Linked DNA regions of Homo sapiens: region 2 is linked to region 1. The links are chromatin loops, found by intact Hi-C in ENCODE. Cell type or tissue: testis. All regions are shown on one strand. Links, peaks and the distances in the headings refer to the core of each region. The heading gives the core; the rest is flanking DNA. Region 1 overlaps RHOH (ras homolog family member H). Region 2 has its middle 12 kb from the start of N4BP2.

Evidence for each region. A loop is a pair of places that touch in the nucleus more often than their neighbours do. Peaks named below come from ENCODE experiments on the same cell type or tissue, not always from the same donor. Only the 100,000 strongest peaks of a DNase experiment are listed, where the experiment ranks them.
Region 2: a loop joins it to region 1, with 3 times the contacts of the local background. A loop is called at or near these places in 8 of 110 quality-filtered maps.

Annotation. Positions count from the first base shown.
Region 1 is chr4:40,223,336-40,235,483 of GRCh38, forward strand. All of the region lies in intron 1 of RHOH (ras homolog family member H), which reads left to right. Among named protein-coding and RNA genes, the nearest start is that of RHOH, 32 kb to the left of the region's middle. RefSeq lists an enhancer at 4,194-4,243. In testis, for the core only: a CTCF peak has its summit at 5,846 (motif pointing right); no DNase peak of the experiment used is centred there.
Region 2 is chr4:40,038,858-40,051,005 of GRCh38, forward strand. It overlaps the pseudogene LOC344967. Among named protein-coding and RNA genes, the nearest start is that of N4BP2, 12 kb to the right of the region's middle. In testis, for the core only: no CTCF peak of the experiment used is centred there; no DNase peak of the experiment used is centred there; H3K4me3 peaks cover 955 bases.

The DNA.
Region 1 (12,148 bases), core at 2,079-10,078:
CATTGTTGTCTTATTTTAAGAAATAGCCACAGCCACTCCAACCTGCAGCAACCACTACCCTGATCAATTGGCAGCCATCAACATTGAGGCAAAAAGATTAGGACTTGCTGAAGGCTCAGATGATTGTTAGCTTTTTTTTTTTTTTTTTTTTTTTAGAGAGGGTCTTGCTCTGTTGCCCAGGCTGGAGTGCAGTGGTGCAATCATAGCTCACTGTAGCCTCCCGGAGTCAAGTGATCCTCCCACCTCAGCCTCCTGAGTAGCTGGGATTACAAGTGTGCATTACCATACCTGGCTAATTAAAAAAAAATTTTTATCTAGACAGAGTCCCATTGTGTTGTCCAGGCTGTATTGTTAGCATTTTTAAGCAATAAAATATTTTTAAATTAAGCCATGTATACTTTTAGACATCATGTATAGTGTAAACATAACTTGTTTTTTTTTTTTTTTTTTTTTTGAGATGGAGTTTCGCTCTTGTTGCCCAGGCTGGAGTGCAATGGCACGATCTTGGCTCACTGCAACTTCTGCCTCCTGGGTTCAAGCAATTCTCCTGCCTCAGCCTCCCAAGTAGCTGGGATTACAGGCATGTGCCACCATGCCTGGCTAAGTTTGTATTTTTAGTAGAGACAGGGTTTCTCCATGTTGGTCAGGCTGGTCTTGAACTCTCGACCTCAGGTGATCTGCCTGCCTCGGCCTCCCAAAGTGCTGGGATTACAGGCTCGAGCCACTGCTCCTGGCCAACATAACTTTTATGTGCACTAGGAAACAAAAAAAACTGTGTGACTCACTTTATTGCAAGATTCACTTTATTGCAGTGGTCTGGAACTGAACCCGCGATATCTGTAAGGTATGTCTGTATATCATACCCTTCCTGGGCAATACGAACAGGCTGACCTAATTCCTTCTAATGCTGAGTGGATTCTATCGAATGGATATGGCATAATTAATTTAACCCCTGCGTCTTAATGGACCTTTCAGATCTTTCCAGTTCTTTTTTTGCTGTCGTGAATAATGTAGCAATGGAAATTCTTGCATATCTTGACTACTTGTGTAGACACATCAGTACAACGTGTTGAAAGAATTGGAATTGCTGGATTAAAAGGTCTCCGCATTTAAAAGTTTAATAGATACTGGCAAGGACTTAAAGGATGGAGTGGTGCAAGGGGTCCCCCCTAAGTACAGGAAGTAAGGGGGTATATCATTTATATAGAATTTTAAAACAGTAATAAAACCAGTGTGGGTCTGTTTTTTATTATCACCATGCGCTGGCAGTGAAAAAGTCAGAGTAAGTTCTTAATGGTGTGTACAGCTTTCACTAGAGCTTTGGGGCCAAGTTGCATCTTCAGCTTCTATGGCACAGCATAGTCCTGAGTTTAAGCTGCAGATTAGACATAAACAATGATAGCACAGTGATTGTAGAAACCCCGGAACAGAACTCGAGTTACCTCAATTCCGTTATTCTCTCAGAGTTTTGTATTTAAATTTGAAACAACAAAGGAGAATGCAAACTACAAAGTATAATTAATGCTGATTGGTAAGTGCAAGTTTTAATTCATACATGAAATATCTTACTGAATTATTGTTATTATTTTTTAGAGACAGGGTCTCACTTTGTCATCCAGGCTGGAGTGCAGTGTTGTGATCATGGCTCACTGCAGCCTTGATCTCCTGGGCTCAAGCCATTCCCTGTCTCAGCCTCCTGAGTAGCTAAGGCTACAGGTACATGCTACCATGCCCAACTAATTAAAAGAACTTTTTGGTAGAGATGTTTGTTCATTTTTGTTTTTTGTTTGTTTGTTTTCAGACAGTCTCACTTTGTCACCTAGGCTGGAGTGCACTGGCGAAATCGGCTCACTGCAACCTCCACCTCCCAGGTTCAAGTGATTCTCATATCTCAGCCTCCCAAGTAGCTGGACTTACAGGCATGCACCACCACACCCGGCTAATCTTGCTGTGTTTCCCAGGCTGGTCTCAAACTCCTGGCCTTGAGCAATCCTCCTGCCTCGGCCTTCCAAAGTTCTGGGATTATAGATGTCGGCCAGTACACCTGACCTGAATGATTTTTTTAAAGTTCAATTAAAAAAAAAAGTAACTTGTTTCTTTTAAAGCTAAAGAAGGAATAAAAAATAAACAGTCTGTTCCTGATTCTTACGCATTGCTAGGAAAATAATTTTGTCACCTAGAGGAGAGAGGTTGATAGATGATCAGTTGTGGGTGTCAAATACACGAAGGACGCCGCTGGATTCTGTTCAAGTGCGCTCTGCAAAGATGGTGGTCTTCTGCTCATCAAATGGTGTGTGAGAGTGTCTGACTGAGGAAGAATCTTTAAAATGCTGTAAGAAATCAGGCTTGTAGTAAGAAGGAAATCACCCACCAGCAGAAAAATGTATTTCCGGCCTTTCTTCCTCACCCTCTGCCACTGTTTTAGGATTGCTCAGTTTCATCAAGGTTTGAAGGATAGGCAGGCTCTCACTAAGAGAGAGGTAGGGAGAGGGGAGGTAGAGACCTATGAATGGGCTCAGAGGCTGGACTGCCAGAGTCTGAACCCCAGCATCTCTTCTCATTAGCTTGTCATCTTGGACAAGGTACTTTACTTCTCTGTGCCCTAGTTCCCCCAGCTGTAAAAATGAGACAAAAATGATATTGACCACATGCAGTCTTGTTGTAATGATTAAAGGAGGTAATTTTTATAAAGCACTTCAAACAGCGTCTGGCAAATGTGTTTATTGTTATCCTTATCTGCTAAGGGCCAGGCATTCATCTAGGCATGGGAGATAGATTCTTTTCAGTTGCCTTAAAAAAAAAATCCTGCAAACGATGCATGATTAATTCACATTTTGCAGTTGTAGTTATGTGACTTGCCCAAGGTTATACTGCTGCTCAGCAAGGGAGATGAAAATCTAACCGTGACTGTCTGGGTGCGGTGGCTCATGCCTGTAGTCCCAGCACTTTGGGAGGCTGAGGCGGGCGGATCACCTGAGGTCGGGAGTTCAAGACTAGCCTGACCAACATGGAGAAACCCCATCTCTACTAAAAATACAAAATTAGCTGGGTGTGGTGGCGCATGCCTGTTATTCCAGCTACTTGGGAGGCTGAGGCAGGAGAATCGCATGAACCCAGGAGGTGGAGTTTGTGGTGAGCCGAGATCACGCCATTGCACTCCAGCCTGGGTAACAAGAGTGAAACTCCATCTCAAAAAAAAAAAAAAAAAAAGAAAAAGAAAAAAATATCTAACCGTGACTGTCAACTCCACAACATGGGCCCTTTGCAAACAATTGCATATCGGCAGCCTTACACACTGAAACTAAAACTAAATCACCTCACTCCTTCCAGTGCTCTGGGCTGCATATCCAGAACAAATTATTAAATGCCTTGACTTCTTTTATAGCTTAAGCAATCTGCAAGTTAAGGGGTTATCCTACTTCTAGAGAATGCTGGAAAGCTTAATGATTTCTCCTAAAAAGAGATGATCCATCTCGAAGGAAGTGGATGAGAAAGGGAACAGGTGTTTAAAAAGTATTTTTATATTAAAACTGGGAGCTGTGGCTGGGTGTGGTGGCTCACGCCTGTAATCTCAGCACTTTGGGAGGCCAAGGCAGGTGGATCACTTGAGGTCAGGAGTTCGAGACCAGCCTGGCCAACATGGCGAAATCCCGTTTCTACTAAAAATACAAAAATTATCCGGGTGTGGTGGTGCATGCCTGTAATTCCAGCTACTCGGGAGGCTGAGACACGAGAATCACTTGAACCTGAGAGGTGGAGGTTGCAGTGAGCCGATCTCGCCACTGCACTCCAGCCTGGGTGACAGTGAGACTCTGAAAACAAGCAAACAAAAAACAAAAACAAAAACAAACAAAAAACATTGACAGCTACCTTTTGAGTAAAAAGCCATCAGTACACAATAAAATCTTTCTGTGGGAAAAAGGCAAAGAAATAAAGGTTGCTACTGTGTGAATAATTTGGCATGTCTATCTAGCTATATGAGCATTGTGCTTAAAATATTAAGGAAATTAAGTATGGGCTATACAATGTAGGCATAATGTGTATCTGAAAAAATCCTGTGTAGATGGAAAGTGTGCTGACTCAGCTGGTTCAGTTTCTGGGCCTCGTGTGGGCCCCCAGCAGCTTAACCACTTCTCTCAAGTCCTTGGTTTCCTCATGGGAGAAATGAGTATGTTGAATTAGATGACCTTTCAGGCATCTCATCATGCTGAGTTTTTTTTCCGCAGCAGGGAACATGCTACTTTACATTCTGTTTAGGGTTTGCTCAGTGAAGGGGGAGTACCAGGAATCTGGGGAATTCCCAGAATACCTGGGCACTATATATATATATATATTTGCAACACATTTAATCATAAAAGATTAATATCCTTAATCTCTAAAAGGATTTTAAAAGTCATTAAGAAACAATGACCGTCTTGCTGGAAAAGTAGGTAAAACTGATGACTTACAAAAGAAAAAATATATGTTGTCAAGAAACAGATGAGAAAATTTTAATCTTCACCAGTTGTAAATGAAATGCAAATGAAAACAAGTCAAACTTGCAAATATTATACCCAGTGAGAGTTGATAGAGAGATGCAGTGATAGGCCCATACATGGAATATAAATTGGTTCAATTTTTTATCTCTTCTGTTCCAGCAGTTGCTCTCATATCTATTTATCCTAAAGAAATAATCATATATTTATATTAAAAATATTCACTCAATGTTGCTATAGTGAAAATAAGGAATTATTAAACTATCCAACAGTAGGCAATTGGTTAAATAAATGATGCTATATTTACATAATGAAATTTTATGCAGCCATTTTCTATGTCAAGAATCTTGACATAGAATGTTAAATTAAGACCTAAATGTTAAATTAAGAAAAACAAGATGCCAAACTGCATATAAAGTATGGTATTCTTAGTTTTGGAAAAAAATGATGCACTGAATAAAAAACCCCAGAAAAATGTATGCTAATATTTTACAGCTTTTGGTTCTAGGTGGTAACTGATTTTTATCTTCTTTGGATCAGTGTTTTCGAAATGTTCTATAATGTGTATGTACTACTTTTATAATCAGAAAATAGGATATATAGAAATGGTCTGGAAAAAATGAGGAGAGAAGTTACAATAGGGAGGTCATCTTCAATCTGTTTGGACCAGCAAGTAAAAGCAGGAAATGCTGTCCACCACCAATGGCTTAAATATGTGTGTTGGATGGTGGTGGTGGTTGGTGGTTCTGGGGTTGGGGATGGGGGGAACCTTGAGATGTGATGGTTTTCTTAGTCAGAGATGGTGCTTTACAGCTGGGAAGTATCTTGAACTTGGTGGAGGTCTATCCAGACATCAGGCAGATTTCATATTTTCACAGACAAAGGCTACGTTTACGTCTAAGGGGAAAACACAAAATACTAAGATAGAAACCTCCAAAGCCCCCTCACCTTTTCAGACAACAAGAACCCCCAGGGCAGAGGGTCTTCCTCACTCTCAGAGTTACTTTGACTTCTCATCTGGTTTCGTGTGGGTAATGCATTTTCACTCTTGAGTTTCTTTTCTTTTTAAGGTATTTTCATTATGACGTTTGTTCTTTTGCAAAGAGCTAATTCTGCAGAATTCTACCCAGGGAGGGCCGAGGGAAGTTAGTGAAGGTAACGATACCAGTTAGAAAGTTGAGTTTGGGTCATCTCAGGGGCCTCCTTTGGCCTCCTTTGGCTTATGTTCTAGAGATGGCCCTTACTTCCCAGGAATAGATAGTGATGTCTTACTGAGTTGCAGGTAGAGTCTGTATTGAAGCGCAAGATTTTCTTCCCTGACTTGTCTGGGAATCCTTACCCAGGACTGTGGCTTTCCTCTTCCATATCCCTCCACCAGGAGGCAGGCTCTAAGCCTCTGTGCTGTCATCCTTTTGCCACTTCCATGAACATGCCTTCAAATACTTGAAAAAGTCACTATAGCGTAAAGTATACTTTTCTCTTTTGGTGATGCTTTTCTGCATTTTCTCTATAACCAGAGAGTAAGAATAAAACTACAGCTTGGGACCTGGCGCGGTGGCTCACACCTGTAATCCCAACACTTTGGAAGGCTGAGGAGGGTGGATCACCTGAGGTCGGGAGTTTGAGACCAGCCTGACCAACATGGAGAAACCCCGTCTCTACTAAAAGTACAAAATTAGCTGGCATGGTGGCACATGCCTGTAGTCTGAGCTACTCGGGAGGCTGAGGCAGGAGAATCGCTTGAACCTTGGGGGTGGAGGTTGCAGTGAGTTGAGATCTTGCCATTGCACTCCAGCCTGGGCAACAAGAGTGAAACGCCATCTCAAAAAAAAAAAAAAAAAGAAAGAAAGAAAACAAAAGCCCCCACGCTTTAAAACTTTTAACACGAAAAGTTTTGAAGCTACACCAAAGAGGAGAGAATAGGCTAATATACCCCTGTATACCCACCACTCAACCTCAATAGTTCTTAACACTTTTCCAATCTTACTTTATCCATTGTTTTTGCTTGTTTTCTGGAATAATATAAAATAAATCCCTGACATCTTATTGATTTTCCTCATCAATACATCAACATCTCTATCAGATAAGGGCCTTAAAATACAATTGACAAATTGATTGATAAATAAGGACCTGACAATACAGTTATCACCTAACAAAATTAGCAATAGTTCTTAAATGTCATCTAATACCCAGGCCATATTCATATTTATTTGAATATCTAAAAGAATATAAAAAGGACTTCTTTTTTTTTTGAGACGGAGTCTCACTCTGCCATCCAGGCTGGAGTGCAGTGGCACGATCCCCCCTCACTGCGACCTCTGCCTCCTAAGTTCAAGCGATTCTCCTGCTACAGCCTCCTGAGTAGCTGGGATTATTAACCACCATGACGGGCTAATTTTTGTATTTTTAGTAGAAACGGGGTTTCGCCATGTTGGCCAGGCTGGTCTAGAATTCCTGACCTCAAGTGATCCACCTGCCTTGGCCTCCCAGAGTGTGTGAATACAGGTGTGAGTCATGGCACCCGGCCTGGACTTTTTTGAGTCCAGGCCTCCCTCTGTTGTCCAGGATGGAGTGCAGTAGTGTGATCTCAGCTCACTGCAGCCTCTGCCTCCCAGGTTCAAGCGATTTTCCTGACCCAGCCTCCCGAATAGCTGGGACTACAGGCACAGGCCACCAGGCCCAGCTAATTTTTTTTGTCTGTGTTTTTAGTAGAGATGGGGTTTCGCCATGTTGCGGCTAGTTCAAGACTATCCGCAACATGGCAAAACCCCATCTCTACTAAAAGTGATCCACCCCCCTTAGCCTCCCAAAGTGCTGGGATTACAGACGTGAGCCACCGCGCCTGGCTCTCAGCCTGGACTTTTAAAACTCTTATGAGTAAGAAGAAAGAAGAGGTGGCTTGGGGCTGAGGATAGCTATGAACAGCTGTGATTCAGGAGGCAGAATTATTCAGCTTTGCTCATCTCCTTTGCAAGGAGGAGAGAATGAAACAGACCTTTAAAAGGGAATCAGAAGTTGGAGTTAGTGCTTCTAGGAATTGTAAACGAATTCAGCAGTGTAGACCTAGAAAAATTTTCAGAGTCACTGATAGGGATTCACAGAAATTTTCTGTAGCTTCAAGGGACCAGCCCAGCCTTTTTGTTCCCTTCTGAGACCACATTAAAAAGACAAAACAACATACAGGAAGCACTTCTTCAAAACTGCGCAAATAGCACATGCGTATCGTGGACACATTTTTAAATGCACTTAAGCAAGGAGAAGAAAATGGGAATCACATACAACCCCAGGACCCAGAGACAAGCCAGTGGGCACCACTCTAGACATTTTCACAGCTCTGGAATCTCCTGTACAGGCCATTTTGAAACCTGCCATTTTGAAACCTGCTTTCCACCCATTTAGCTTAGGAAGCCTTTTCCTGTGTCTGTGAATAGACCCGTACGATGTTATGTTAATGGATTTCAATATAGGAGCAAATTGGTTTGTGCAAGACCCACCTATTCTTAGGTGATTTTTTTTTTTTTTTTTTTTGCTATACATAACATAGAAGAGAACATGTTTCTAGCTAAAGATTTCATGTCAAAGCTCATGGGAGAGGAAGATGACCCTGGCTACCCCACTTCTCTTCCCCTTCATTCAGTAAACGATAGCCTTGTCATATGACGGCAGCCTGTGGCTCTCCTGAAAGCGCTCTGTCTCTTCAGCAGGCCCCCCAGTGGGAAACACCCACCTCTTCATGGATCTCACAGATCTGTCTCTCTCCTCTGGTGCTGCCTATGTTTGCCAGCAGCTTCTCCCAGGCCCCCAGGCCTACAGCCTCAGAATCACCTTGTTTCAGGCCTGCGTGTCAGTTCCGCCTCGTGGATGTTGCTGGGGCTTCTCTCCCTCTTTCTTGTCTCACAGCATCTGCTCTGGATAAAGTCATCCTTGATCCCAACGGCAGGAGCCTCCCACTTGCCTCTTTGGTCTTTCCCACCTGCAATCCAGCCTAACCTGCCACAAGAATGAGCTTCCTACAGCCCAGCTTGATCTCCCATTCTGGGCTCCGCCTTTTAGCCCAACTGAGCTGCCTCTCACCCTTCTAGGTGCCCTAGGTTTTTCCTTCATTGCTCATGTTTCTCTTTCTTCTCTGTGCATCTCAAGCTCAGTGGTTTTAAGGGTCATGTTCTAATACCATGGCCTCCACAAAGCCTTCCTTGATTCCTGCTAGTTGCAGGTAGCACCTTTTTCCCTTTGTTGGCACTTTATTTGTTCCTCCCTCAGATCCTTGCTGAAGTTTATGTCTGGTGTTGCCATTAGACTGTAAGTTTTTTTGAAGGCAGAAGCTGTGTTTTCTTTAACTTGGCTTCAATGCCTGACACAGAGTAGGTGCTCAAAGAGGTTAGTAACATTTAAGTTAAAAGAGAATGGATTGGTAACAGTTTTTTTATTTTTTGAGACAGGGTCTTGCTTTGTTGCCCAGGCTGGAGTGCAGTGGTGTGATAATGGCTTACTGCAGCTTCAGCTTCCTGGGCTCAAGTAATCCTCCTGCCTCAGCCTCCCAACTAGCTGGGACTATAGGCATGCTCCACCATGCCTGGCTAATTTTTTTTTTTTTAGTATAGACTTGGTGGTGAGGCACCGGAGGCGGGGGGCAGGGGTCTCATCATGTTGCCCAGGCTGGTCTTGAACTCCTGGGTTCAGGTGATCCTCCTGCCTTGGCTTCCCAAAGTGCTGGGATTATAGGCAGGAGCCACTGTGCCTGGCTAGTAACATTTTATGTGCCAAAGACCCAGGGATTTTAATTGACTGTTAACTGATTTTAACTGGAGTCAGCTGGAGCTAATAGTGTGCTGTGGCTGCTGATGAGCAGAAGGCAACCTTGGATTGTATAAAATCACAGGCTCATCTCCCATAATCCCTCCACCGGCCACTTCCTGCTCCCCACTGAGCAGCCCACAGTGCAACCTCCCTGAACTTCTTCTACTTCCCCAAATCAAACATGTATTTTCATGCCCCTGGGCCTTTGCACATGCTTCTCCCCACCCCCAAAGCCTTTCTTCTCTGTTGCTTATCAAAATCTTACTCATCCTACAGATCAGCTGTCACCTTTTAAATGCGGGGCTCCCAAATCACCACTCCTTTCTCCCATCTCGAGAATTAATGCTCCCTCTCCTGTGTGTCTGTAGTACTGGTTCATATCATCATCATCATAGCAGCTACTATTTGCTAGTACCTGTTTTGTTCCAGGCACTGTTTTAGGCTCATGACATACACTAGCTCAGAACCATCTTACGACAACCCCTCAAGGTAAATTATAATAATGGTAAATACTTCTACGGTACTCACTCTGTGCCAGGCACTATTCAATGTGGTTTACATGCACTACCCATTTAATTCTGTACAACCACCTTGTAAGGTAGGTATCATTATTTTATTTTAATTTTTATTATTAAAAATAATACCATCAACCAACTCACACCAGGTAGGCACCGTTATTATTGCCTATTTACAATTAGGGAAGAGGGGCTTAGAGAAGTTAAGTGACCTTTATGAGATCACATAGCCAGTGGGGCTGAAAGGCAGTATGGTTCCAGAGTCTGTGCTGTAGACACTATGCATAGTTGACTTTGTTGTCAAAGGAACCGAAGGTCAGAGACGTTAAGTAATTGCCCCAAGGTCACACATTTAAGTGGCAGACATTGGAGCCAAACCCAAGCCTGCCTGACCCCAGGTCTACATGCCCCTTCTTACTCTGAACTACCTTTCTGTCTAGTAGGAGTTGGCAAACTTTTTTGTGTAAAGACCAAATTGAAAATATTTTAGGCTTGGTTGCAACTTTATGTTGCAGCGAGAAAGCAGTCATAGGCAACATGTCAATGAATGGGCATGACTGTGTTCCAATAAAATGCTATTTGTGAAACCTGAAACTTGAATTTCATATAATTTTCACATGTCATAAAATATTTTCCTCCTTTGGATTTTTTTCAACCATTAAAAAATGTAAAAACCACCTGTAATCCCAGCTACTTGGGAGGCTGAGGCAGGAGAATCGCTTGAACTTGGGAGGCAGAGGTTGCAGTGAGCCGGGATCATGCCACTGCAGTCCAGCCTGGGCGACAGAGTAATACTCCCTCTCAAATAAAATAAAATAAAATAAAATAAAATAAAATAAAATGAAATAAAATGTAAAAACCATTCTCAATTTATGGCCCTACAAAACCAGGTGGCGGGCTGGATTCAGCCATGCGTGGGCCATAGTTTGACAACCTTACTTTATAGCATCGTGACATTATAGAATGATTAGATAGGCATGATTTGCCTTTTTGCTCTCTTTTTCCTAGAACAGTTCAGCTCAGGCCCCAAACATGGATACCCAACTGAGAAAACACGAGTCTTTGGTAAACAAGATCCACATTCCCTAAAAGAAGTTCAGAGACCACGTGTCCTTCCCTGAGCACACCTCTTGGGGTTGCACCCTCAACTCCAAGCAGTTTTTCAGGCTATTCCAACTATTTTGAGAAAAGAAGTAGGAAATGCATTTCCCCATCACTTTAGTTTTGAGATGAGTTTCTAAGGGTGCTCTGGGTGGTTGCCTAGCTGGCTAGTCTTGTATTTGACTCTGAAATTGAACCGGACTAAGAACTCTAGACCTCAGGCAACGATTCCTTGATTGTGCTCCTGGGAGTGGAAGAGACCAGTCAGGGCAGAGTTGCTGGACCAGAGGAGGGGAAGGGGACCACGGTCCCGGTGTGATTGGGGACCAGAGGGCAGGACACACGGCTCAGAGAGGCTTCAGAGCTTAATATGTTGAAATAATAAAAGGCTTCAGGACTTGGCAATGTTTTGTTTTAATTCAACTATAAAGGGGTTTAATATGCTTCAGGCTTAGGAACATAAATACTGCTTAACATTTTTTATTCTGGTGAACTTATGTTAAAAGTTGCAAATCAGCATCTTTTTTTTTTTTTTTTTTTTTTTTTTGTAGAAACAGGGTCTTGCTATGTTGCCCAGGCTGGCATTGAACTCCTGGCCTCAAGTGGTCCTTCCACATCAGCCTCCCAAAGCACTGGGATTACAAATGTGAGCCACTGTGCCTGGCCAAGCAAACCAGCATCTTGCAAACAAACTTTCAGAACAAAATCTGTTTCAAACAGAGATGATCTATGTATGAAAGTACACTGACTTAAAAATGATTTCTTTCTGTGGTTTTGAGAGAAAATCTAGTGATTATTTGTAGCAATTAGCAACACAGTAGGGGGAATTATTAAGATAGGATTCAGATTGGTGAAATAAATTCTTGCAAGTAAAACTTAAGATAAAATGCCACTTGAGAAGATGTTCACCACAAAGGTGGTAACCTTATTTTTAAAAATGCTTTTTATTGAAGTTTTATCTACATACAGGAAAGTGAACACCACGTGGGTATACAGCTTGGTGGATTTTCACAAACTGCACACACTTGTGGAACCAGCATCCAGATCAGGAAGCAACAGATGTCCTTTAAAACATCAAGAACTGGGCCGGACATGGTGGCTCACGCCTGTAATCCCAGCACTTTGGGAGGCCAAGGTGGGTGGATCACCTGAGGTCAGGAGTTTGAGACCAGCCTGGCCAACATGGTGAAACCCCGTCTCTACTAAAATTACAAAATTAGCTGGGCTTGGTGGCATGCACCTTGTAATCCCAGCTACTCG
Region 2 (12,148 bases), core at 1,602-9,601, 180 kb before region 1:
GTTACTCATTCTCTCAGTGCCTCCATTTCCTATGAAATGGGAATATAATCCTAGTTGTTGAGGCAGAGATTAATAAGTATTCAGCCAAATCTGTTTCATTTTCTTTCTGGGCACACAGCTAAATCATACTTTCCTGCCTCCAATTCTGTTAGGCTGACCAGCACTTCACTGGCTCTGAACACATGTTTGATGAAAGAGTATAACTATTGACATGCTCCATTACAAACTTTGTTGTGTCACCAGTTCTTCCGTATCTTGATCCAAGATGACATCTTGTCTGGCCATGGAGGTGGTTAAGACTAAATGAAAATTTCCAAGAGATAATTTGTCATAAAGGATATGACTTGCTTTACACAGAACCAGCTGCTAATGACTAACCCTTCTTTAATTATGAGCCATGGAGAACAGTCATGCATTAAAAATTCCTTGACATTCGATAGACCCGGAAGAAAATAATAATTCACGGCCGGGCATGGTGGCTCACGCCTGTAATCCTAGCACTTTGGGAGGCTGAGGCCGGTGGATCACCTGAGGTCAAGAGTTCAAGACCAGTCTGGCCAACATGGTGAAACCCTGTCTCTACTAAGAATACAAAAATAAGCTGGGTGTGGTGGCGGGCACCTGTAATCCCAGCTACTTGGGAGGCTGAGACAGGAGCATCACTTGAACCCAGGAGGCGGACGTTGTAGTGAGCTGAGGTTGTGCCATTGCACTCCAGCCTGGGCAACAAGAGTGAAACTTCATCTAAAAAAAAAAAAAAAATTAGCTGGGCATGGTGGCATGAACTAATCGGGAGGCTGAGGTGAGAGAATCCTGGAGGGAGTGGGAGTCCTGGAGGTCTAGGCTGCAGTGACCCTGTCTCCATCAAAAAAAAAAAAAAGGAGAGAGAGAGAGAGAAAAGAAAACAGGAAAAATTAGACGGCCAGGCATGGTGGCTCATGCCTGTAATCCCAGCACTTTGGGAGGCCAAGGAGGGCGGATCACAGGGTCAGGAGTTCGAGACCAGCCTGGCCAATATGGTGAAACCTCATCTGTACGAAAAATACAAAATTTAGCTGGGCATGGTGGTGCGTGCCTGTAGTCCCAGCTACTTGGGAGGCTGAGGCAGAAGAATTGCTTGAACCCAGGAGGCGGAGGTTGCAGTGAGTCGAGATCGTGCGACTGTACTCCAGCCTGGGTGACAGAGCTAGACTCTATCTCAAAAAAAAAAAAAAAAAGAAAGAAAAAATCAGAAACATTTTGCTGGAATGTTTCCTCCTTTTTTGTGCCCTCGGATTCCCCCACTCAGCTAATTTGAGGACATAGGATTATAAGAAAGGTGTGAGGACTGGGGAGTGTGTTGTAGTTAGAAAATGGGAAAATTGAATTGCAGCTAATACAAACTTGCTGGCTAGGTTATAGTACCTTGGATTAAGCCTTTATGGTTTAGAATTTGAACCTCAACATTTCCAGTTTAATAACATGGTCAAGTCAGTTATATGAATGAGTTAAATGAATCCATGGATTCTCATGCCAACCAGTCTTTTGTGAGAATATATAAACCAGAATGTTAATTTGCTACCTCATAATAAGAAATGTAACCAGACAGCAGATTGTATATTCAGATTGTATATTTATCAGCCGCTTGAGATTTTTTGTTTTGTTTTTGAGACAGGGTCTCACTCTGTCACTCAGGCTGGAGTGCAATACGATCTCAGCTCACTGCAACCTCTACCTCCTGGGCTCAAGCCATCCTCCCACCTCAGACTCCTGAGTAGCTGGGTCTACAGGCGCAAGCCACCATACCCAGCTAATGTTTTGTATTTTTGGTAAAGATGAGATTTTGCCATGCTGCCCAGGCTGGTCTCGAACTCCTGGTCTCAAGTGAACCACCCGCCTGGGCCTCCCAAAGTGCTGGGATTACAGGCGTGAGACACCACACCTGGCCTGCTTGAGATATTCTTTCCTTGCAGGATAATCTACATGGGAAGCCTAGTTATCCTCAGATTTTCTGGTAAACAGGAATCTGGAGCAAGAAGAATTAGCTCGGTAATCATAAAAGACCAGTGTTATCTAATTACGATAACCGAATGCAATCATTTCAGCCTTAAGAATAGAATTGCTCAGAGAGGGTTGCTTTTTCTCTACCGCGATTTTCTTTCATGTGAGTTGAGCTGGAGTGATGCACTCCTTGCTTTCCCTTTATCCATTGTAATCCAAGGCAGAGAGTAACTCATCTGATTGGTAAATCAGGAAGAACAACTTAGGTATGCTTGCCTCATTTCCTCTCATTTCCCTCAAGAGTACACACTTCCTTTGGGATTTAAGCATTACTTGGTCCAGTGTGTTCAGTGTTGTCCAGGGCCAACTTCTTCATTAGGCACAGCAGGCAGTGCCTAGGGTCAATTATACCCATAGTGCCTAGGGTCCATGAAAATGTTTCAATTTCCTTTAAAATCAGAAGAAAAAAATTGAGGCTGGGTGCGGTGGCTCAAGCCTGTAATCCCAGCACTTTGGGAGGCTGCTGCTGTAGGATCCTTTGAGCCCAGGAGTTGGAGACCAGCCAAGGCAATATAGTGAGACCCCATATCCTTGTCTACAAAAAATTTAAAAACTGGCTTGGTGTGGTGCTATGTGCCTTTGATCCCAGTTACTCGGAAGGCTGAGGTGGGAGAATCCTTGAGCCCAGGAGGCTTAAACTGGAGTGAGCTGAGATATTGGCACTACACTCCAGCCTCCTAATGGTGCGATCTCTGCTCACTGCAACCTCCGCCTCCCGGGTTCAAGCGATTCTCCTGCTTCAGCCTCCTAAATAGCTGAGGTTACATGTACACTCTACCATGCCCAGCTAATTTTTGTATTTCTAGTAGAGACAGGGTTTCACCGTGTTGGCCAGGCTGGTCCCAAACTCCTGACGTCAAGTGATCTGCCCACCTCGGACTCCCAAAGTGCTGGGATTACAGGTGTGAGCCACTGCACCGGGCCCAAATCCTCCTATATTTTGTACTTAGCCAAAAGAAAAATGAGAAAACCCAATGACATTATGCTATAAATTATGATTGATTTCTGATTTGGAACAAGTTTTTGTTGTTGTTGTTTTGAGACGGAGTCTAGCTCTGTTGCTGAGGCTGGAGTGCAGTGGCTCAATCTCGGCTCACTGCAACCTCTGCCTCCCGGGTTCAAGGGATTCTCCTGCCTCAGTCTCTTGAGTAGCTGAGACTACAGGCGCACACCACCATGCATGGCTAATTTTTGTATTTGTAGTAGAGACAGGGTTTTCACCATGTTGGTCAGACTGGTCTCGAACTCCTGACCTCAGGTGATCCACCCGCCTCAGCCTCCCAAAGTGCTGGGATTACAGGGTGAGCCACCGAGCCCAGCCCAAGGCATGGTTTTATATATTAAAAAGTCGCTGGCCAGGTGTGATGGCTCACGCCTGTAATCCCAGCACTTTGGCAGACTGAGGCAGGTGGAATACCTGAGGTCAGGAGTTTGAGACCACCCTGACCAACGTGATGAAACCCCATCTCTACTAAAAATACAAAAAATTAGTCAGGCATGGTGGTAGAAGCCTGTAATCCCAGCTACTGGGGAGTCTGAGGCAGGAGAATTGCTTGAACCTGAGAGGCGGAGGTTGCAGTGAGTTGAGATCATGCCACTGCACTCCAGCCTGGGCAACAAGACCGAAAGTCTGCCTCAAAAAACAAAACAAAACAAAAGTCACTGATGTTACGTGATATTATTACATTCAGAGAGCAAGTTGGGATTACAAATAACATTTTTCCAGGTAAATCAGTATATTCTTACGCTTATTTTTTTTTTTGTCTTTTTTTTTCTTCCTTTTTGTGGAGAACGGGGTCTCACTATATCGCCCAGTCAGGTCTTGAACTCCTGGGTTCAAGCTATCCTCCCACCTCTGCTTCCCTGAGAGCTGGGATTACAGGCGTGAGCCATCGCGCCTGGCATAAATCAGTATATTCTTAGTTTTTTCCCCCTTATCTACATTAGTTACCTGATTAAAAATCCTGGATATTTGAGTTCTAGTTTTTTTTTTTTTTTTTTTTTTTTTTTTTTTTTTTTGAGACGGAGTTTTGCTCTTGTTGCCCAGGCTGGAGAGCAGTGGCATGATCTTGGCTCACTGCAACCTCTGCCTCCCAGGTTCAAGAGATTGTCCTGCCTCAGCCTCCTGAGTAGCTGGGATTATAGGCGCCTGCCACCACGCCCAGTTAAGTTTTGTATTTTTAGTAGAGATGGGGTTTTGCCATGTTGGCTAGGCTGGTCTTGAACTCCTGACGTCAAGTGATCCGCCTGCCTCAGCATCCTAAAGTGCTGGGATTATAGGCGTGAGCCACCGAGCCAGGCCTCAAAGCCCTTCTCGTCCTGGGTCTCCGGCACGAGCTGGGGCATGGGCAGCGACCTGCCTTCCTGGCTCAGCGACACTTAGGTGAAGACACTGGCGGCCCTGTAGCGCTTCTGAGAGCTGTCCACAACACAGTCGGCATCCACCAAGACCTCGATCTCTACGGACTTATTGCTCGTGAAGGTCATGCGTCCGGAGATGGTCTTGATGCAGCCTTTTCTGATCTTGTTGTCAAAATTAATGGCCTCCATGGAGGCTGTGACGAGGTTGGTCTTGCAGTGGCGTGCAGCCAAGATCCCGGCGACCTCGTCCATGACCTTCATGGTCACCCCTTCATGCACGAAGCTGTGCAGGGTACAGTCTGAAGGCCCCACCAGGTGGATCAAGCTGGACTGGCTGTAGCTGACAGTGTTCGGCTCTGGGTTGAGGACTGGCTGGACGATGTCCCCGTTCCTCCAGTTGGTCTCCATGCGCTCCAGCTTCTGGGTTTTGTACCGCTTCTGGCCCTCCTCCTCCTGCTCCTGCCGGAAATACACAACAGGAGGCTCTTCGAGGACCTTGTCCACGTTCGTCAGCGACAGGGGCGCATACCAGAGGGTGGCCTTATTGGTCAGCTTTTTGGCACCTGTGAGGATGTTTTCGGACATCATGTTGACCTGCACCTCCACAGAGTGCTTGGAGGTGTAGGTGATCTCCGCGCTGACGTGGGCCACCTCACCGATGCACATGGGCCACAGGAAGTGGGTGCACTCGACCCGAGCCAGAGCGGCCACACAGCGATCCCCGTTCTGCGGATTGCAATGCCGGGTGCTGATGATGGCGCCCGCCTCTTTGATCATCTTCAGGATGGTCCCGCCTAGACATTGCGGGCCACATTAGCGTCCGCATAATCCGGCAGATCTGGATGGCGGTCGGCGTCTTGATGTCTGGGCCAGACATGCTGGCAGCTGTGGCGGTGGCTGCAGGAGGGCGCAGGTGTCTGGCAGGCCTGGCGCGGAATTGAGTTTTAGTGTTGAGAAAATTAAAGTTTTGGTTGTTAAAATGATTGCAGTTTTAGCTAACTTCAATTTTAAAATTCACCAATAATAAAACTATTATTTATCAATAAGTAGAAACGAGTTAGAAAATATTCAATCCCTTCAATTCAGATGGAGAATAAACTAGTATTTTTCGAACACCTGACACATATCGAGCGTTTACTTAGGTATTTGCATCTATAATGCAATTTAATTCTTGCAACTGTCCTGGCCGGGCACAGTGTCTCAGGCCTGTAATCCCACCATTTTGGGAGGCTGATGAGGGAAGATCGCTTGGGCCCAGGAGTTCATAGACCAGCCTGGGCAACATAGTGAGATCCCCATCTCTAAAGAAAACTAAACAAAACAAAACATGTTCTTTTTTTTTCTTTTTTCTTTTTTTTAGACAGGCTGTCACTCTGTCACCCAGGCTGGAGTACAGTGGCGCGATCTTGGCTCACTGCAACTTCCACCTCCCAAGTTCAAGCAATTATCCTGTCTCAGTTTCCCGAGTAGCTGGGATTACAGGCTCTTGACACCAAGCCTGGCTAAAAACCAGTCCTTTAAATTTAGCATCCTGGCTGGGTGCGGTGGCTCACACCTGTAATCCCAGTATTTTGGGAGGCCGAGGCAGGTGGATCACTTGAGCTCAGGAGTTTGAGACCAGCCTGGGCAACATGGCAAAACCCCGTCTCTACCAAAAATACAAAAGTTAGCCGGGCATGGTGGCATGTGCCTGTAGTCCCTGATACCTGGGAGGCTGAGGTGGGATGATCCTTCGAGTTCCAGAGGCAGAGGTTGCAGTGAGCCGAGATAGTGCCAGTGCACCCCAGCCTGGGCAAAAGAGTGAGACCCTTTCTAAAACAAAAAACAAACAAAAAAATTAGCATCCTTATCCCCACTGTAGAATTAAAGAAATTGAGCCTAGGAGCAGTTAAGTATCTTTGCAGAGATCATACATTAATGGGATGGCAGAACTAAAAATATGGATCTACACCTAAGATTTAAAAGCCTGTATTATTTTCCACTTCACCATACTACTTCTGTTAGTAAAAATAACAATGATGATGCTTTGTATCTGTCTTACCTCACATAAATTATAACAAAGCTCCTTAAGGACAGGGGCCATGTCTTATACTTTTATGATATCCCTAATGAATTTTCAAGAAATATTGCTTGAATGGTATGGTTGGTTCCTGGTATTTAAATAATGTTATTCAATTTTTCAATGGTATTTCAATGATAGAAATAAATTACGCTTTTTTAACCTTAGTATTTATAATGCAATTATTCTGACTTATTTCACATGAGAGACAATTTTATCATCCAGTTTAAATTCATCTTACATAAAAAATGTGTGAACAGGCCGAACACAGTGGCTCACGCCTGTAATCTCAGCAATTTGGGAGGCTGTGGCAGGCAGATTGCTTGAGCTCAGGAGTTTGAGACCAGCCTAGGGAGCACGGCAAAACCCTGTGTCTACAAAAAATATAATTATTAGCTGAGTATGGTGGCACATGCCTGTGGTCCCACCTATTAGGAGGCTGAGGTGGGAGGATCACCTGAGCCCAGGGAGTTTGAGGCTGCAATAAGCTGTGATCATGCCAGTCTCCAGTCCAGGAGACAGAGTGAGACTGTCTCAAAAAAAAAAAAAAAAAAAAGCATAAACATATATGCAGCTTTTTTTGCTGCCATTCTGTCATTTTTTGGAGTGTATGATATTTTTGGAGCATTATGATATCATGCTTATATAAAATATATTTAATATATTTAACTTCATTTGCAGGCTATTGAACTCTAGGAGTTGCCTTATGAATACCATTCTGGGACTTTGAGGATTTTCCTAAGTACTTTCCGTCTGTTCAGTACTGGGAATAATAATATAAAATAAATAGTAAGAGGATAGTACTATCTATAGCGTTGAAAACACTGACAGAGAAATGGACTTTGCCTTCAGAAAGGTATTAGCCTCAAAGGTTTAAGTAGTCCTAGAACTTGGAAACATATATCTTTTTTCCTTTTTCTTTTTTCTTTTTTTTTTGAGTCTTGCAGAATTAGCTAGAATGGAAACCCATATTTGAATGTACTAAAATAATTATCACAAGGACTCTTTACCCTGGGATTGGTGCTCTTGCCCTGGCCCTAACGCCTTTCCTTTCAAAACAGAAACCAGACCAAACCAAACAAAAATGTCTCACACTCCTCAAACTCCATTCTATTTAGCAACATTCAGCATTTATCTTTCAGGCAGGTCATCACCAAACATTGAAAAGTCTAACTTCTTAGGCAGGGACTGAGAGGAAAGTCTAGTGGGTGGAATGTGTTACTTGGCCCCAGGCCCAGCTCATATTTTCCATGAACAAACACCACCTTAGCTTAGGGTGAATGTCTTTAACGACACCTCTGGAGCTGGCCTCCCTCAATTTAGGAGATTTTTTTTTTTAAAGTACAATCAAATTTTGAGAACCTAAATAATTTCATTACAAAGAACTTTACATTTCCTTTTAACAAGCATTTACAGAAAAATTACTATGAGGTCAGGCGCAGTGGCTCACGCCTGTAATCCTAACACTTTGGGAGGCCAAGGCACGTGGATCAGTTGAGGTCAGGAGTTCAAGACCAGCCTAGCCAACATGTCAAAAACCCATCTCTACTAAAAATACAAAAATTAGCCGAGCCTGATGGTGCATGCCTGTAATCCCAACTACTTGGGAGGCTGAGGCAAGAAAATCGCTTGACCTAGGGGTGGGAGGTTGCAGTGAGCCGAGATCACGCCACTGCATTCCAGCCCCGGTGACAGAGCGAGACCCTGTCACAAACAAACAAACAAAAACAAAAAAGAAAACCTGCTATGACAGTGAGATTTCTTTGGATGCAACTATCAAGAAACAACTCAAGTTAGCTTAGGCCAAAAAAGGAGAGATTTATTATAAGAATATAGGGATGTTTCGAAGAAACCAAGGAGAGAGATGTAGCTGGCCCCAGGAAAGGCCAAAAACAAGTTGTTGAGAGCCCAGACATTATCTTCTCTCCATCTCTCCAATATCTCTTCTCTGCTTGTTTCTTCTCTCTCGAGCAGCTTCCTCTGCTACCCTGGCCTGACGTAGAATATAGCTGCCTCCAACTCCTGAGTTAATCCTATACAAGCTCAGCAGCACAAAGAAACTGAGAATCGCAAATCTTTTATATTTTTACTTAAATGCTATTTATTTTTACACAGCAAATAGATTTTTTTTTTAAGAGATGGGGTCTTGCTCTGTTGCCCAGGCTGGATGCTCAAGCCATCCTCTCACCTCAGCCTCCAAAGCAGCTGGAACTACAGGCACACACCACCGTGCCCAGCTAATTAAAATTTTCTTCTTTCTTTTCTTTTTTTTTTAAGACCAGGCACAGTGGCTCATGCTTGTAATCCCAGCACTTGTGGGAGGCCGTGGCAGGCTGATCACTTGAGGTCATGGGTTCGAGACCAGCCTGGTCAATATGGTGAGACCTCATCTCTACTAAAAATACCAAAATTAGCTGGGTGTGGTGGTGCGTGCCTGTAATTCGAGCTACTCAGGAGGCTGAGGCAGGAGAATCACTTGAACCCAGGAGGGGTTGAACCTGGGAGGTGGAGGTTGCAAGGTGAGATTAGATTGCACTACTGCACTCCAGCCTGGGCAACAAAGTGAGACTCTGTCACAAATTAAAAAAAAAAAAAAAAAAAATTGGGGCTTGGCGTGGTGGCTCACGCCTATAATCTCAGCACTTTGGGAGGCCAAGGTGGGCAGATCACTTGAGGTCAGGAGTTTAAGACCAGCCTGGGCAACATGGTGAAACCCTGTTCTATACTAAAAATACAAAAATTAGGGCCGGGCGCAGTGGCTCATGACTGTAATCCCAGCACTTTGGGAGGCTGAGGTGGGCGGATCACCTGAGGTCAGGAGTTCGAGACCAGCCTGGCCAACATGGAGAAACCCTGTCTCTACTAAAAATACAAAATTAGTCAGGCGTGGTGGCGCATGTCTGTAATCCCAGCTACTTGGGAGGCAGGAGAATCGCTTGAGCATGGGAGGTGGAGGTTGCAATGAGGCAAGATCGTGCCATTGCACTCCAGCCTGGGCAACAAGAGCAAAACTCTGTCTCAAAAAACAAAACAAAACAAAGCAAAACAAAAATTAGCCTGGCATGGTGGCAGGCACCTGTAATCCCAGCTACTCTGGAGGCTGAGGCAGGGAGAATCGCTTGAACCTAGGAGGTAGAGGTTGCAGTGAGCCGAGACGTGCCATTGCACTCCAGCCTGGGTGACAGAGCGTGACTCTGTTAAAAAAAAAAAAAATCAGCTTGGTGTAGTGGCGTGTGCCTGTAATCCTAACTACTCGGGAGGCTGAGGCAGGAGAATCACGCAGCGAGACTCCGTCTCAAAAAAAAAAAAAAAGGGCGGGTGCAGTGGATCACGCCTGTAATCCCAGCAATTTGGGAGGCCGAGGCAGGTGGGTCACCTGAGGTCAGGAGTTCGAGACTAGCCTGGCCAACATATTGAAACCCTGTCTCTACTAAAAATACAAAAATTAGCTGGGCGTGATGGTGCACATCTGTAATCCCAGCTACTCGGGAGGCTGAGACAGGAAAATCCCTTGAACCCAGGAGGTGGAGGTTGCAGTGAGCCGAGATTGCGCCACTGCTCTCCAGCCTGAGCGACACAGTGATACTGCCTCAAAAAAAAAAAAAAAAAAAATTGGTACATTAGCCTGGCATGGTGGTTTGTGTTTGTAGTCCTGGCTACTTGGGAGGCTGAGGCAGGAGGATAGCTTGAGCCCTAGAAGTTAGGCTGTAATGAGCTGACATCGTGCCACTGCACTCTAGTTTGGGCAATAGAGCAAGATCCTGTCATGAAAAATAAATAAATATATAAAATTGGTTCAGTGAAAAGTCTCTTCATCCTCTTTCCTCTAGCCACCATTTGCTTTCTCAAAAGCAATTAATGGAGCAGTTTGTTCTATCTTCTTCTTGAGATATTCTATGTATATGTGATAAAAGCCATCCATCCATCCATCCATCCATCCATCCATCCATCCATCCATCCCATCCATCCCATCCATCATCATATCTTTCTACCTACCTACCTATCTATATTTATCTATCTTTTCCTCCTCTCCATTTTTTTTACACTAATGGCAGCATACCATACACACAGTGAGCAATATATCTTGGAGATGGTGCAGTATGAACATTTAGAGTGACATCATCCTCTTATATTGTGGCATTCTGCTCTTTTCATCTAACATACTGCATTTAACCAGTTCCCTGTAGGTGGGCATTTAGGTTTTTCCCCCATCTTTTGCTATATTACAAACAATGCTGCACATATGTAATTTAAAAATATGCTTAAGAGTAATTTGTATTTCTTTTTCTGTGAGCAGTCTTTTTTATAATGTGTCCATTTTTTACTATTGGGTCGTTAGTCTTTTCCTTATTGATTTCTACATGTTTGTATATTAGAGAAATCAGCCCTTTGTCTCCGATGTGAATTGCATTTTTTCTTGTTTATTATTTGTATTTTGATTTTACTAATGGTCTTTGTCCCAATTCTAAAATTTCCCTGGAAGAGACTAATTGGATTAAAACACCCACTCTTGGTTAACTGTGGTGAAGGAAGTAGAGTGATTTTTCAAAACCCTGGAGTCTGGTCCTGTAGAATTGGGGGAAGAGGGTACAACTGACTAGGAAATTGTAAGCTAGGAAGGTACCCTAAAAGGAGTTTAGTACATTTCAATGTGTAAGGTATGTTTTCTAGTTACTGTGGATACATATTTTGTCTAGGGGAAGAGAGTTCACAGTTTTAGCAAAGATACAGACCAACAAATAATCATCACTGCAATTAAGAGAAGTACACAGACATTGCTGTGGGCATAGAAGAAATCATTCTCTTTGGGAGGCCAAGGTGGGAGGATCACTTGAGCCTAGAATTTGAGACCAGCCTGGCCAACATGGTGAAACCCTGTCTCTATGAAAATACAAAAAAATTAGCCAGGTGTGGTGGTACACACCTGTAATCCTAGCTACTTGGGAGGCTGAGGCAGAATTGCTTGAACCTGGGAGACAGAGGTTGCAGTGAGCCAAGATCATGCCACGGCCCTCCAGCCTGGGTGACTCTCAAAAAAAAAAAAAAATAAAATAAAATAAATAAATAAATAAACCGTTCTATTTGGGGCATCCAGAAAAGCTTTACAGGATAAAAGGGCATTTGGGTTGGGTTGTAAACACAAATGAAAGTGAATGACTAGGTTAGCCAATGGTTCAACATCCCTGGAAAGGATGTATTGTGAGGTGTGTGATTGTCTCAAATAGAGGAGTAATATAACTGACAGAAGAATGTTAGCAGGTATGGTTACAGGATGTATAGTTTCCCTATTGGCAAGTGATAGGCAAGTGATATGAAAACTTGGCTGGGTGCGGTGGCTCATGCCTGTAATCCCAGCACTTTGGGAGGCCGAGGTCGGTGGATCACCTGGGGTCAGGAGTTTGGAGATCAGCCTGACAAACATGGTGAAACTCCGTCTCTACTAAAAATACAAAAATTAGTCAGCTGTAGTAGCAGGCGCCTGTAATCCCAACTACTTGGGAGGCCGAGGCAGGATAATCGCTTGAACCCGGGAGGTGGAGGTTGCAGTGAGCAGAGATCGCGCCACTGCACTCCAGCCTGGGCAACAGAGCTAGACTCCGTATTAAAAAAAAAGAAAAAGAAAACTTACAGTTACATAAAGCTGGAGCTCCCACAACATGCTTACAGACAAGAGGTATGGCTTCCCGT